2 separate regions of the Homo sapiens genome follow, and region 2 is linked to region 1. Evidence: read pairs that join two places in POLR2A ChIA-PET (ENCODE). Cell type or tissue: GM12878. All regions are shown on one strand. Links, peaks and the distances in the headings refer to the core of each region. The heading gives the core; the rest is flanking DNA.

Evidence for each region. ChIA-PET counts read pairs that join two places held together with the same protein. Peaks named below come from ENCODE experiments on the same cell type or tissue, not always from the same donor. Only the 100,000 strongest peaks of a DNase experiment are listed, where the experiment ranks them.
Region 2: POLR2A ChIA-PET joins it to region 1 with 6 read pairs; 6 of 35 experiments call an interaction of 5 or more read pairs at or near these places.

What each region holds. Positions count from the first base shown.
Region 1 is chr7:7,973,103-7,981,233 of GRCh38, forward strand. All of the region lies in intron 1 of GLCCI1 (glucocorticoid induced 1), which reads left to right. It also overlaps the pseudogene LOC100421597. Among named protein-coding and RNA genes, the nearest start is that of GLCCI1, 8.4 kb to the left of the region's middle. In GM12878, for the core only: no CTCF peak of the experiment used is centred there; no DNase peak of the experiment used is centred there; H3K4me3 peaks cover 1,626 bases; H3K27ac peaks cover 1,241 bases.
Region 2 is chr7:7,576,853-7,584,983 of GRCh38, forward strand. It overlaps MIOS (meiosis regulator for oocyte development), which reads left to right. Exons shown (of 13, transcript NM_019005.4): 6 at 6,266-6,520. Among named protein-coding and RNA genes, the nearest start is that of MIOS, 14 kb to the left of the region's middle. RefSeq lists a silencer at 1,153-1,353. In GM12878, for the core only: no CTCF peak of the experiment used is centred there; no DNase peak of the experiment used is centred there.

The sequences.
Region 1 (8,131 bases), core at 2,294-6,293:
CTCAGGCTCCCTGTGATGTGTTTGTAATAGACGTAAAATCATAAAGTATTATGCAAATAGTTATTTTTTTGTAATGGTAATACATAAAGTCTACCTTTGAGATAAATAGAGCAACTCAAATGAGAAAAAGCAGGATGTTAGTGTTAAAATTAATGATCTTTAAGCTAAAATCATTAGTAACAACCAAAAGAAAATATAGTAAAGTTGCTTCTTTTTGAAACCTCACAGACCAGAACCCATGGATTTAAACATAGAACAAATACAGTTTTACTGTCCAAGATAGTAAGTAGGAAATGCAAATCTTTGTGTGCGTGTGTGTGTGTGTGTGTGTGTGTGTGTTTTGTAAAGATAGATCATTAGGATTAATTATAAGTTCTAAAAGATGTAAAAACAGTCATATTTAGAATACTCTGGATGGAGAATACAGCTTATTTTTAAGTGTACCAAATCTGATAACAAAAACATGGAAGAGCTTGTAATTTATATAGCTCCTGTTTTGAAAAATAGCATATGTTAGTTCCTGATTTAACATATCAGGTTTATTTAGGCCTAATACTCTACCAGATTGCTAACTCTAGAGTGAAATTTGATTAGACTTTTTCATGAGTATCTTGAGAGCCTCATTGTTTTATACATAAAGAAGTTATGATTCTATTCTAAAAGATAATGCAAATATAATGTTAACTCCATGTAATATATGTTTGCCTGTGTTCATTCATTTGCTTTCAGTTTTTCTCTTTTCCTTAAATTTATCTTTTTAAGTCATTTTTATACTGTGCTCAATGGAATACAAAAAATTTTAATAACTTTTTCTCTTTTAAAAGAGATACTCAGATATTCTCTTTCTATAAAGTTTTATTCTCAGGCTATTCTTGAAAATTAAGATCCTCCCTTTCCATTTTAAAATTAATTAATTTTCCTTGAGTGCTTATAGATACTTGTTTCAAAGCTTTCTTCTACATTAATGTTTTAGCTTTTTCTAAAGAGACAGGTTTCACATACTGACTTTTGGGAAAGGTTTTCATTCTCAGAAAACTATGCTAGAGAGCAGCAGTGTTCATTATTTACAGAACTATTTTTTTCCATCAGTTATCTCATGGTGCCTAAAATTTCTAGATCAATCAGTGAATAGCAAAATAGATAAATGAATTTATAGTTATTTAATCAAAATCTATTGTCTTATGTTCAAAGATTATATTCCTCTCAAATAACTGTTATTGTAAGCGTATTGAATATTGAATACCTAGCATGTGTAAATCATCTTAATCAGTTTTTAACTGTATGTAAAGTTCTGTGTGTATATATCGAACTGGAAATCATTTTATTAATTACAGTACTTTTTACAGAAGGACTGCCGTGTACGTTTCTGTAAGGACTTAATGCAAATTAGGATTTGTACTTTGGGGAAATGTTGAAGGATAATGGCGTCCTTGTGATTTTTGTTTTACTTGTGATAAGTCAGACTACATGTGAATAAGAAAATAAGGGAGTAACTGGGCTCCACAGCAGTGAGTGGAATGGAAATAAATGACAGTGTTCAACAAATGGCTAGTCGGAGAGGGTTTTCCTTAGTCTGAAATTTTAAAAAATTCTAAAAGTCTGTTTTATTAAAATGTTCACAGGTAGTTAATAATCTGCCAAAGAGTATAGTCTAATGACTTAGTTCTTCTTAATTTTAGTTTGGTCTTTTCTCCAGAACTTAACATTTCCAGACACCACTAAGATAGACTTTCTGGCAGCCCCTGTCCTAGTCTGTGTCTGGCACTGCTTTTTGTCTTCAGTATATAATTTATTCTTTTATTAAGTGTCTAAGAAGCTAAATCACTGACACTCTTTTTGTGCTACATACTGTTTAATTATTTTAACGAGAGGTTGAAAATATCTAACTTCTGGTTTCTGCCAAAAGTAAGTGGAGGAAAGGGAACACAAGTACTCATATATTGATATAGAAAGCCTAGGGAACTGATGGAAGGCAGATACTACCTGTATTTCCCTCTGCTCTTCATTTGGACCCTTGAAAGTGACCATAAGTTGACTCATCATTTGGCTATTCTGGAAGAATTTTTGTGCTTATTCTGAAAGACAAATTATAATGGATTAGCAGTAATTCTGAAAAATCTAAGGATTTTACTTACGAACAAATTGTGGAAAAGTATTTCATTGTAGCATGAACAAACATGGCAGATACCTTTAAGCAGTGTTGTTTATTCCAAGTGAATGTTACTAAGGCACATACCAAGTTCATGAATACCTCAGTGACTTCCCCTATACTATGCTGTGTCTCTAGTTTTAGGTAGGAAAGAAGAAAACATATATTTGTGTGCTAACTATATACCAAGCAATGTATACTTTGATTCAGCAAGGATTTAGGATGTGGATCTTCTCATTCCAGATCCAGTGTTCATTCCATAAGACTATGCTGTTGCTCCTAACTCAAAAAGACTCTAATGTTGATGATCAGCTGTGATTTCTAAGCTAAAAGAATGACAAAGGAATTGGTTTTCTTTTGTTTCCATGGCACTATTACGCTGTGCTGGGGTATGGTCTGACATTTTCAGAATGTCTAAAAATGTGAGACCTAGTTTGTTGAATGTAACTAAAATAAAATATAGATGGATTGGCCATTTTTCTCCATTTCTTTCTTGCATATAAGGAGAAAGAGACAGAGAGAATGTGTGTGTGAGAGAGAGAAATCCTTGTTTCTGAGATAGAGAGAGAAATTCTTGTTTCTGAAGATAGGAACATGATTGTATCTGGGCTTTCTTGTGTGTATTCAGAATCGGTACTGTCCTCGAATCACTTTGTAGTGAATATAAGTGCTTTTCTCCCCTTTTCTCTCTTCATAAATGTTAAAAGTTAATTACATATGGTGCTAAACTGATGGAAGCTTCAGGAATCACTAAACAGAGACTGGTCTCAAGTGATTGTCCCAGCAACTGGCACTAGGTTGATTCAGCCCTCCCAAAAGACAACAGGCTTCCAAGAATCTGCAATTTGTGGGTTGAACAGTGTACGTATATAACTTAATGAAGTCCACCATCGTATACCTTAATGATGGCTCACCAAAAAGAATGATGATTTAAAGAAGCTAGTGGGCTGGGCGCAGTGGCTCATGCCTGTAATCCCAGCACTTTGGGAGGCTGTGGTGGGCAGATTACTTGAGATCAGGAGTTTGAGACCAGCTTGGCCAACATGGTGAAACCCTGTCTCTACTAAAAATACAGAAATTAGCCGGGCATGGTGGTACACCTCTATAATCCCAGTTACTCGGGAGGCTGAGACACGAAAGTTGCTTGAACCTGGGAGGTGGAGGTTGCAGTGAGCTGAGATCATGCCATTGCACTCCAGCTTGGGCAACAAGAGTGAAACTCCATCTCAAAAAAAAAAAAAAAAAAAGGAAAGGAAAAAGGAAAGGAGAAAGGAAAAAGGAAATAAAAGAAAGGAAAGGAAAACTAGTAACCCACGGTTGTGTGGCAAGGTCAGTGTCCAAAATTGTCTACCAGGTTATTAGAATTGTTAAGAAATCCTGCTGGGCATGGTGGCTCACACCTGTAATCCCAGCACTTTGGGAAGCTGAGGCAGGCAGATGGCTTGAGTTCAGGATTTCAAGACCAACCTGAGCAACATGACAAGACCTTGCCTCTGCGCAAAATATAAAAATTAGCCTGGGCATGGTGGGACACTCCTGTAGTCCAGCTACTCAGGATCCTCCTGAGTGATCCTCAAGGAGGATCACTTGAGCCCAGGCGGCAGAGGTTACAGTGAGCTGAAATCACCCTACTGCACTCCAGCCTGGGTGCTAGAGTGGGGTGTTGTCTCAAAAAAAAAAAAAAAGTTAAGAAATCCACCAACCATCTAGATGTGTTTCGTAATGAAAAGGTGAAAACTGCTACAACTTCCTGTCTAGTGTTACTGAAGATCAAATACTTATTAACTACTGACAGTAATAATTCCTTATTTATTCTCTGTAGCCATAAAGAAAACTTTTGTGAATAGTCCGTATAGCTAATTTTAACTTTTACATTACTAAAAAATTAGCTTTCTGATGAAACATTTTCTAACGTCATTACACACTTGATTGTTAAGCACAGTGAACAAGACATAAACGAACTCCTTGTGGCTTGATTAGCTTTATTAATAACTTATTGATAACATATACATAAAATTGATTACTATAGATGATATTGAGAATAAGACTGAATGAGTATTGACTGACTAGACTTGTGCTATAACTGATTCTATAAATTTGCTTTTGGGATTATTTCCTGTTTTTCTGATGAAGGTGGAGCAAAGCATGTTTGACTGAACTGGTCCTTGATAGTATAACCGGGCTGTTTTCTCTAGAACTAATTATCAAATGAAAGGCCAAAGCAATTATTTTCCAAATGGTTCCATAGACATGTCGTAGAGGCATAAATGTATCCTGGGAAATACTAGATTTGGAGTCAAGAAACCTGAGTTCTCTTTTCAGTTTTGACATTTGTCTTATGACAAGCCACTAACTCTGCATCTTATCTTCTGTGTCTTTAAAATGAAGGGGATAGACTTTTTAAGATTTTGGTTGGGTAGGGAAAAGATTGAGCTATTTAAAGGAAAAGAAAGTTTATTAGACTAGATGATTCTTAAAATTTTTATTTATTGAGCCTTTATGCCAACTAATAATCTTTGGTAGAATCCAATATAAGGTACTTTTATTAACCTCTTTTCACAGATGAGGAAATGAGGTCCTGGGAAGTTAAGTAATTTGCCCAAGGTCAGGCAGCATGCACAGGGCTCTTGTAATGCTCTAAGTCCTGACTTCAAGATAGCTGAAAGTTGTTGTTGGAACCCAGTTAGTTATGGGGCAGGAAAGTATGCACAATGTATTATCCCACTGCTTATACAGTTAAGTCATAGAAAGGCTAAATATAGCTTTGGGGCGGTGAGGGAAGAAGAGAAAGCTAAATGGGACTAGACGCTAGGGTGCATGGAACTTAAAATAGCTGTAAGTATCCCCAGTAATTATGCCATCATTGGGCCTTCCCTTTGGTCCCTAAAGGACCTATCACTTTGTTTAGACAGAATTTAGCATTTTATTTTTAAAAACTTCCTTTCACATGAAATTTCAAAATCTGGGTAGAATAAGGTCTCTTTTTTGTGTATTCATATTTGGCAATGTAAACTTTAAAAAATCTGCCCATTTGTAATGTATTATAAGGCTACCTTCAGCCCCATAATTATGATTCTCTACATTTATCATCCTTTGATATTTTAGCAACATTTAACATAGTATCTTTTTATACAACACTGTCATGGCAAAGCAATGCACACTACCTTAAAAAAATTATTTATATGTACTTGGCTCTTTCACTTCTTTTAGGTTTGTTGATGTAATATAGAAAATAAATTTTAATCTCTATTTTAATAATTTCTTCTGGGGTGTTTTGGCATTTTTTCAATGTCATTTGTGCTTACTATAAGTTCTGCATAGTAGTTAATGTGGAAACGATTTTCTTTTATAAGTAACATTAGAAATTGTGTTTATTGTTAGGAGAGCAAAAGTATTATATAGAGTCTTTGTGATGGATAAAGTTTCTCATAACATTTCTTCTGTAATTATATTTACTTTTCTAGTTAAATATATCAGTTGTACATTGAATTAGTGAAGTGTAATGCTGGTATCTTAGAAGATAATAAAAACAGTAGGACTCAGTGGCTCAGGGTTACATCAAGTCTAGCCATATGGAAACTTTACTATTCCTCATACAAACTTGTGAAGTGATCTTTCTATGAAGGTACAAAAATATCATAGTAAAATATAGATTGGTTTATATTAGCTAATTATAAACAAAATGTATTTATAATATCTTTCGAAGTTTTGTAAGTGTCATTTTATTTCTTCTAAAGTATTCTTGGAGTTACTCTGACACATTGACCTTAAAAGAATCAATCAACAGTCCTCTTCCTGCTTTATGTCAGATCATTTAAGTGTCTAGGACTTAACTAAACTGGTGTTGGCAAACATTGCTAAATGCAGTTTCATTAGTATTGCAAAAGTGAGGATTTAGACTGTGCTCAGAGATTAGATTTTTGAAAAAAGCTACAGTATTCTGCAATATTTCGATCATAGAGCTTAAAAAGTGTATTTCAAAGGTCTATTAATACTTTACATGCCAGAGTGACCTCTTAGTTTGTAAAAAAAACGCATTCAGGGAATTGCATTTGCTCACTTTTTATCTTTTTAGGTAACAAATAGTGGGTCAAATTCTTAGCAGATTTTAAATGAGTTATCCTTGTTCAGAAATATGCTATTGTCACTGAGTTTTAGATTTTATATATGAATTGTTTATTTCTAAGTTAGCTTGAGCTTTTTCTGGTGTTCTGTTTTGAAGTTGCCACTCTGTTTATGTGTATTTTTCTTTCATTAGATGAAGCTTGAAATATTAATTGGTTCATCCTATGGTTTCTATAACATACTTACATCTAACGTATCTTGCTGCCTTTACCTATTATAATATTATACTATAGTTTAGCCTAGGATGATGTCACTGGCCCTTTCTTTCTATGCATACATATACATTAGTGCAGAAGTCTGAACTGTATTGTTGAATGTGGCTTCTTGTGTAGTAATGTAGTAATATGTAGTAATAATACTGTGTAGTAATCTTGGGCAGTGATGCCTTGTGAGGCTGTTGAGATAAGGAGGAATTGGCTTTGTCTAAATATCTGCTATTGCTGAGCTAGAATGGGAAGTGACAAACTTTTCATGTGTTATGTCACCATTTACCTGAAACTTTGGTTGAATGCAGTGACCCATTTTTCTTTCTCTTCTTTTATTTTTTCTTTATCTTTCTGTCTTTCTGTCTTTCTTTCTGGCAGTGTCTCGCTGTGTCACCCAGGCTGAAGCACAGTGGCACAATCTTGGCTCACTGTAACCTCTGCCTCCTGCCTCAGCCTCCCAAATAGCTGGGACCATGGGAGTGTGCCAGCACACCTGGCTAATTTTTTGTATTTTTAGTAGAGATGGGGTTTCGAACTCCTGGCCTCAAGTGATCCACCTGCCTTGGCCTCCCAAAATGCTGGGATTATAGGTGTGAGCCACTGGACCTGGCCCTATTTTTCTTTCTTATAATCAGACTTTACCTATTTTCAGTTTCTATTGACTTTTAGTTTTTGCCTTAAAGAATATTAGTGACCTCACCAGGGCTTATAGCTGAGGAGAAGTGGGTGCCATGGCGGTTCTACTGGAGACTACTGTGGGCAATGTGGTTGTCAATTTGCACACTGAGCAGCAGCCTTGCAACTGTGAACTTTTTGAGAGCAGGTACCACAGTTTAATGGCATTTGTGATGGCAGTGCCAAGCATCTAGAAGGTACTCGCCTGCTTTAATTTCTTGAGATATTACAAAATAAAATATTACAGTTATTGCCTTATTCACAGTATACAAAGGTATTTTATCATACAAACTGTTGATCCTACAGGGACTGGTCATGGAGGAGAGTCTATTTTTGGCCTAGGATTGTATGGTGATCAAGCAAGCTTTTTTGAGACAGAAAACGTCCCAAGAATTAAGCACAAGAAGAAGGGCACAATGTCCATGGTGAATAATGACAGTGATCAACATGGATCTCAGTTTCTTATCACTACAGGAGAAAATCTAGATTACCTTGATGGTACCATACAGTATTTGGTGAGGTGACAGAAGGCATTGACATAATTAAGAAAATAAATGAGACCTTTGTTGACAAGGACTTTGTACCATATCAGGATATCAGGATAAATTATATAGTGATTTTAGATGGTCCATTTTGATGACATTCCTGATTTATTAATCCCTGATCAATCACCAGAACCTACAAGGGAACAATTAAAGAGTGGTAGAGTTGACACAAATGAAGAAATTGATCATTTCAAACGAAGGTCAGCCGAAGAAGTAGAAGAAATAAAGGCAGAAAAAGAAGCTAAAACTCAGGCTTTACTTTTAGAGATGGTGGGAGACCTACCTGATGCAGATATTAAACCTCCGGAAAAATCTGTGTATGCAAATTGAATCCAGTGACCACAGATGAGGATCTGGATATAATACTCTCTAGATTTGGGCCAATAAGAAGTTGTGAAGTTATCTGGGACTGGAAGACAGGAGAAATCCTC
Region 2 (8,131 bases), core at 2,259-6,258, 400 kb before region 1:
AATGATTAATTAGATAAAGGGGTGGAGAAGATGGAAAAGTCAAAGGTAGCACACATATATTTAGTTTGGGAAACTAGTTAATTTTAAGTATGTTAATTAGGAATAACACAGGAAGAGTATTTGGGTTTATTTTGGAGCAAGTTGAAATCAAGATGCTTAGGTAGAGACGTCCATTGGGCAATAGGATATCAGTTCAAAGCCCAGGGGAGGAATATAATGTATGTCAGAAATAAATGATATTTGATAGAGTAAATGGAATTGTTTGGAGTAAGAAAGAGATGGCTTAAAGGAGACTGAGGCAGATTGTCGAGAGATGTAGGAGAAAGATCTATATGACAAAAACCGCAATCACTTTTGTACCAACCTAGTATACATTCATGTGGAAGAGAGGTCAGTTGTCCGGTGCTCCATGCTTCAGATCCAGCCAAATAAGAACTAAAAAGGACTCACTGAATTTAGGACTAGGAGAAGGTCTTTCACTGGCGGTATGGATAGCAAATTGCAGTTATATTAGAAATTCAGAGTGGGTTGAGGAAATGAAGTAATCAATTATAAATACTTTTTTTGAAGGAATTTGACTATATAAAGGAGGACAAAAAGATACGCAGTAGGAGGAGACAAATCTGGAGCCGGGAGCTTTGTGTTGCTTTATTTCTGTTTTCAACATGGGATTAATTTAAGCATGTTTAAATGCTAATTGAAGGAAGCCCATAGAGGTTAAAGATGCAGAGAGAAGGGAGTGAAGCGAAGTTCCTAGAAATGGGAGGGAATGGGATCCAGAGCACAGGTTTCTTTAGCTTTAGATACAAGGGTGCACACCTCCACATTTGCCAGAGGAAAGGGGGAAAGGATGCTGTATGCAGGATGTTTGAGTTTCAATAACCAGAGGCTGAGGGATTTCCCATTTTATGGCTGCTGTTGAGAAGGAGCAGGGAGGTCGTAGGAAGAGGATATGGAGAAGAGGAGAGAGAGCTGTCTTGAGAAATATGGGAGGATTACTGGGTAACATTATTTTACCAGAAGGCAGAATAAAGGACAGTAGGGCAAGATAATTAAATATATTGGCAAGAGAGTGGTTCACTTGACCCTTGGGATCTTATTTGGATAGAGATGAAAATGAAGACAGGATAAGACTGATAAGTAAAAATAATAGTGGTGAAGACACTGCGAGGTTGTGAAAAATATAAGGAAGTGAGATTTTTGGAAGGCTATGTGGTTGTGGTTAGAAAGTAGGTCTTTTGGAGGAGGACAGTTTCAAGTGTGGCTGTGAAAGGAGTAGCTAAAGTCTTGGAGGTGTAGACCACTGGAGATAAGGAAGCAAAGGAACTGAGAGGCTAGTTTATTGAATGGGCTAAGTGCTTAGATCAACCAGGATGAGAAGAATGCATGCTCTGAGGGAATCTCTTCTACAGACCTGTATAGCAAGTTCACAGTGTTATTAGTAGGTATAATTCCTTCCTTTTAAGATGGCAGAAAGTTGTATAAAAAATATTGGCCTGCTTTAATCCATCATGAAAATAATATTTTTCATGCTTAAAGAGTAAACTCTACAGTTCCGGCTACTCAGGAGGTTGAGATAGGAGGATCGCTTGGGCCCGGGAGTTTGAAACCAGTCTGGGTTACATAGAGACCCTGTCTCTCTTTTTCTTTAAAACAAACAAACAAAAAGGTAAAATCTAATCTAGAGAACTGAGAATTTGTCTATGCAAAATGACTTCAAGGGGCAAAATAGCTAGGATTTCTTATAAACTGGATAATTGTATTGCTTAGTTACTACATAGATATTAAAATGAAACAAATTAGTAGCTACAAAGAGCATAGTATCTGATTGCTGATTTGAAAGAAATGTTTAAATCCTAATTTTTTTTTTTTTGGAGACAGAGTCTCTCTCTCTGTCACCCAGGCTGGAGTGCAGTGACACAATCTTGGCTCACTGCAACTTCCACCTCCTGGGTTCAAGTGATTTTCGTGCCTCAGCCTCCTGAGTAGCTGGGATTACAGGCGCATGCCATTACACCTGGCTAATTTTTGTATTTTTTGTAGAGACAGGGTTTTGCCACATTGGCCAGGCTGGTCTCAAACTCCTAACCTCAAGTGATCTGCCTGCCTCGGGCTCCCAAAGTGCTGGGATTACAGGCATGAGCCATCGTGCCTGGCCTAAACCCTGATTTTTAATGTTTAAATAAACTTGTTTTCCTCGCAGCCATCAGTAAAACGTTTTCTGTTATTTATGTATAGGACAGTCTCAAATTTAGGAGATAAAATTTTGTTACTTTAGTGGTACATAACATGCATAAATATATTTTACTTCGTTTTCAGAGATATATTAAAAATTTATATGTAAAACTCATAAGTTAAAACCCATGCTGACATCATATTGCTTATTTGATAATTCTGATAATCAACTGTAGCATAGTTATCAATAAAAAGATCTCTAAGCAGAAAAAATATGTGATACAATAACCATGTTCTTAACATGCAGGACATATTAATATTTCTACCTCCTAGCAGTGACCTCTTTGAATTCATTTTCAGTCATCTACTGCACAATGACGTTTCTGTTAACAATCGACTGCATATATAATGGTGGCCCCATAAGATTTAATACTGTATTTTAACTTTACCTTTTCTGTGTTTAGGTACTCAAATACTTACCATTGTGTTAGAGTTGCCTGCAGTATTCAGTACAGTAACTTGCTATAAAGCAGAGGTGTCCAATCTTGTCTTCCCTGGGCCACAATGGAAGAATTGTCTTGGGCCACACATAAAATACACTAAGAATAGCTGATGAGCTAAAAAATAAAAAAGTTCTTAAAAAATCCCCCCAAAATCTCATAATGTTTTAAGAAAGTTTACAAATTTGTGTTGGGCCGCATTCAGAGCTGTCCTGGGCTGTGGGTTAGACAAGCTTGCTTTATAGCCTAGGAGCAACAGGCCCATGTAGCCCAGGTGTGTAGTGGGCTATGCCATCTAGGTTTGTGTAAGTACACTGTGATGTTCATACAACAACGAAATTGCGTAATGACACATTTCTCAGAATGTATCCCTACTGTTAATCAACTCATGACTGGATTGTTCTCTATTCTGTTCCATGACATGATTTCTATAAAATAAAAACTCTTTGAGAAATTAGAATATTATTATTAAGCTGTAAGGAACCATTTGAAAAATAAATTGCTGATTTTTGCTCACCTGTTTTAAAATTGTATTATCACTAAATACCAGCTTTAAATCCAAAATTTATAGGAGAGATATGAAAATACACACCTTATAATACATCTCAGCCTCTACCTGAAATTAAATGACTGCATTCTGCCCTGACAATTTAAATTTGTTATTCAGAATGAATGTTTTAATTTTTTTAATAAGTGTTTTGTTAACTTTTATCATTAATCGTTAAAAGTTTTCACATTATAGTCCTTAAAAATCCACTTTCATAAGCTAAAAGTGATTTTGTCTTTGGGCTGACTCCCCTCATGGTTGCAAATAAAGTAGCATGCTCCTTCTTTTTAGTGGGTAGGAAGTGCTGTTAAAGTAAGAAAACTTTTTGGAAGTTTCCTCTTAACTCCTTGACCTGAATTGGCAATAGTTTCCAATAGTCAGGTTAAAAATACGTAACTTCAAGTGGAATTATTTAACTAATTTTTGTATTTCCAAAATTTTACAAATAACACATCTTGAAACTTTTTCATAAAGCAATCGGATATAATTTAAAATATGTACTAACATGCATAATATTTTAGACTTGCCACAGCCTAAAATCAGATAATCACACAAGGTTTTTAAAAGTATGAATTAGGTATAAAAGAGAGTTTAGACCTTTGACTATGTACTATTTTACCTTTTTTTTTTTTTTTTTAAAGAGACAGAATCTCACTCTGTCACCCAGGCTGGTGCGATCTCGGCTCACTGCAACCTCCGCCTCCCAGGTTTAAGCGATTCTCCTGCCTCAGCCTCCCGAGAAGCTGGGACTACAGGTGCACACCACCACACCCGGCTAATTTTTGTATTTTTAGTAGAGACCGGGTTTTGCCATGTTGGCTGGGCTGTTCTCGAACTCCCGACCTCAGGTGATCCGCCCACCTCGTCCTCCCAAAGTGCTGGGATTACAGGCATGAGCCACGGTGCCTGGCCTAAAATTTTTCTTAAAAATCATTTAGTCTGAATACTTGAAAAGAGTAAAAATAGGCCGGGCACGGTGGCTCATGCCTGTAATCCCAGCACTTTGGGAGGCTGAGGTGGGTGGATCACCTGAGGTCGGGACTTCGAGAACAGCCCGGCCAACATGGCGAAACCCGGTCTCTACTAAAAATACAAAAATTAGCCGGGTGTGGTGGTGTGCACCTGTTGAGGCAGGAGAATCGCTTGAACCTGGGAGGCGGAGGTTGCAGTGAGCTGAGATCGTGTGCCATTGCACTCCAGCCTGGGTGACAGAGCAAGACTCCATCTCAAAAAAAGAAAAGAAAAATTTTATATATGTAATTTAACTTGCAAATGACAAGTTTTTAATATTTTCTTATTTTTGCTTGTGTTTGTTTATGCCTTTAATTCCTTGACCAGAATGACTGTAGCTAAATTAACTTTGGTAGTGTATTTTCATTCATTTACTATCTCGTCATTTCCATGGGTCAGGAGTCTGGGCACACCTTAGCTGGGTCCTCTGTTGAGAGTCTCAAAAAGGCTAACCAGAAGGTATCAGCCAAATTGTATTTATTTCTAGAGGTTGGAGTGCTCTTCCAAGTTCATGGAGTTGTTGGCAGAATTCAGTTCCTTGCAACTGTGGGACTGAGGTAGCCATTTTCTTGAGGGCTAATGGCCAGAAATTGCTCTCAGCTCCTTAGAGGCTATTCACAGTTCCTTGCCACGTGGCCTTCTCACAGACCCTCTCAGAGCACAGCAGCTTTTACATCTTCAAGATCATCAGCAGGAGATCTGTCTCCTGCTGCTTCTCTCTTACCTCGAGACTGTCTTTCAAAGGACTTACTTAATTAGGTCAGGCCCACACAGGATAATCTTCCCTTGATTCGCTCGGTGAACTGAGTAAGGGCCTTAATTATATCTGCAAAATGCTTTCACCTCTGCTGTATTCTGTTATCTCGAGACAAGTTACAGATTCTACCTGTACGCAAGGGGAGGGGTTTACACAAGAGTGTGGTTGGCGGGGCGGGAGGGCGGGCCAGGACAGGAATGCAGCCGTTTTTAACAGTTCTGCCTACAACCAACAGGTTGAATGAGGAATTCTAGAAACTGTCTGCTGTTGATCTAGTTATTTACAAATGTATAATTGCAGTATTGTATGTAAATATATAAATATATAATTACTGTAAATTACAAAGGTAAATTACTACAAAAAATAAAAAGTTGGTAATGTTGGACATTCATGTTGCCTAATTCATAATTTAGTTTATTCTGAAAATCCTTTTTGTTAAAAAACATAATTATATAATGACAATTTTGGTGGTAAAACTTTCTAGAACATTTAAGAATTTGTTATTATAGTTCTTAAGTGTCATCTTTATTCGTTTTGACTTTATTTGGCACTAAGTATCATCCTAAGTGAAATTACCATGTCATTAGGATCAACTGCCTTGATTGCAGTATAAATAATGCTATGTGAAGGCAAGGGTTTGTTCTGAAAAAAGAATGAGAAATGAAGTTTTCTGATTTAGTAAGGGGAAAAATAGCCCTCAAGTTAGTCCCATTATATTTTAAAATTATTACTTACCTTAAACTTTCAAAGTACTTTGAAGTCTGTAATCTTGTTTTTTAATGTACAGAGAAAGAAGGAAGAAAGCAAGATCACTTCTACTGGATTTCAGACAGTAGGGATACCTTGTGAATAAAACAGACAAGACACCTGCCCTTTTGGAGCTTATGCGCTACTGGGAGAAGAGATAAGACTGAAAAATAAATTAATAAATGGGAGCACATATTAAGTGCTAAAGGAAATAGAGGAAACAATGGGTGGTGAGTTAGATAATAACAAGTATGTCTATTTTAGATTAGGTGGCCAGGCAGTAACTCAGTTTAGTCCATCTGAGCATTTGCTCTTATTTCAGTAGTTCTTTGCTAACTCAAGGAGCTACTGTACTTAAAAACATGCAAAATATGTTGTATTTGTGGCATAGTTCATATTTACACTATCATAAAATTATGGCCGAGAAGTTAAATATTCTAAATGTGTCAACATAGTTCTCTGTAAAACTGACTTACTTTCCAAATATATTTTGAAATAAAACAATATAAAAATGTTTTCTGTTTTTAGGAATGGTGGAAAGCAGCAGACATAATTGGAGTGGGTTGGATAAGCAAAGTGATATTCAAAATTTAAATGAAGAGAGAATCTTAGCTTTACAGCTTTGTGGGTGGATAAAGAAAGGAACGGATGTAGACGTGGGGCCATTTTTGAACTCCCTTGTACAAGAAGGGGAATGGGAAAGAGCTGCTGCTGTGGCATTGTTCAACTTGGATATTCGCCGAGCAATCCAAATCCTGAATGAAGGGGCATCTTCTGAAAAAGGTATTAGGTTATAAACTAAGATATTAGTTATAATCTAAGATGTTAGCAGTTCATGGAATCTTTTAAAGAAAAGAGGCTAATAATTTTCAAATATCTAATCACTTAAAATTTTAATTTAATTTTTGTTGGAGGAGAAAACACAGCAGTATATCTATAACAGTAAATACTTAGCTCATCTCTTATGCCTTGGTTTAGGGCTGTAAAAACAAAGATGTGTCTTAAATGTTAGTATAATATTATAAGGAGTGCTCAAGTGTGTCCATTTTCAATGTTTTCTCTTAAAGATAGTTCACATAACATTTTTTAAAATATATTTTCTTAAAGATTAGGGCTACTTTAGCCTACAAGTATTTTTACGATCCATATTTGAGTGTTTTAGTTTATACTTTCTTTGGGATGGTTATTGTTTGACCTTTAAGAAACTCTGAATGACACTTTTATTTAGGCTAATACAAATTGTTATAAAAAGCATACTTTGATCTTCAAATTGCTTCTTGAATCTGGTGATTAAAATACAGTTTTCATTTAGTATTTTTTAAAAAGAAAGAGATAAGGTTTTTTTACTCTGGCATTTTGCCAGAGGATCCTCGGAAAAACAAATCCTAATACAAAACCTCAGGGGTTTTTTTCTTATCAGGAATATTTCGCTTGGAAATAACTAAAATATATATAGCTATTGGTCTTTAGTACACCTAAAAAATAATTTTTGAATATTCAGAATACTGAATCCTTACTTGCTGGTCCATTTTGAAACCATTATAGTTTAGCTGTAGCATAGAGAAAAACATGAAATTCACTGTAATTTTTTTTGTAGTCTAAAAGTTAAAAAAGTCAATGTTTTGCTCAGATTGGCATCTTTTCCTTCACCTTTGCTCTAACAAAAGTCTCCCTCATTTAAGAGTGCAATAGAAAATAGGTGATGATGGAAAAAAGAATTGATATTTAAAGCCATTTCTAATTATAATTTTGCTATAACTTGAAAGGGTGATACTTTCCTATCTTGTGTACCTGGGAAATTTGGTGGTCGATTTAAACACCCATACTAACAATAGGGAAAATGTATCTTTCCAGTGATTTTAAGGACTGAAGAGAAGACTTCTCTGAGTCAAACATTCTTTTCCATTTAGAAGTAAATTGTTCTATACAAAATCCAAAGATACTTCTTTGCTATTTTTATTTTTATTTTAAAAGACCTTAAATCTAATGTATTAGGCAAAGGAAGCAAGCACAAAGTAACTTGGGAAAGTGTTTATAGAAATGAGGAATATAAAGCTGTTAAGAACATAAAGTGGGAAACACTGCTTTATTTGGAAAAGAAAGAAAAAGATTAGAATCAAGAAATAGATTAAGAAAACTTATATAATAAGTGTAGAAAATACTTAAAAGTCAAAGTTAAAGGAAAATTCAGTTTTTTCTTTTGAAGCTGAACTTCGGTTAGAAGACTAGGCAGCCATACTGCTGAAGGCAAAGTTAGCAGCTTATCAGCATGCATCTAAACTGCTAAGAACAAATGTTTAAAAGACTATTGGTAACAAATGCTTTCTTGCAAATGGGTCTAAATGCAGTTCTGTGGTAATTCTTGTAGTTCATTTTGTCCTGGAAAAATTGTAA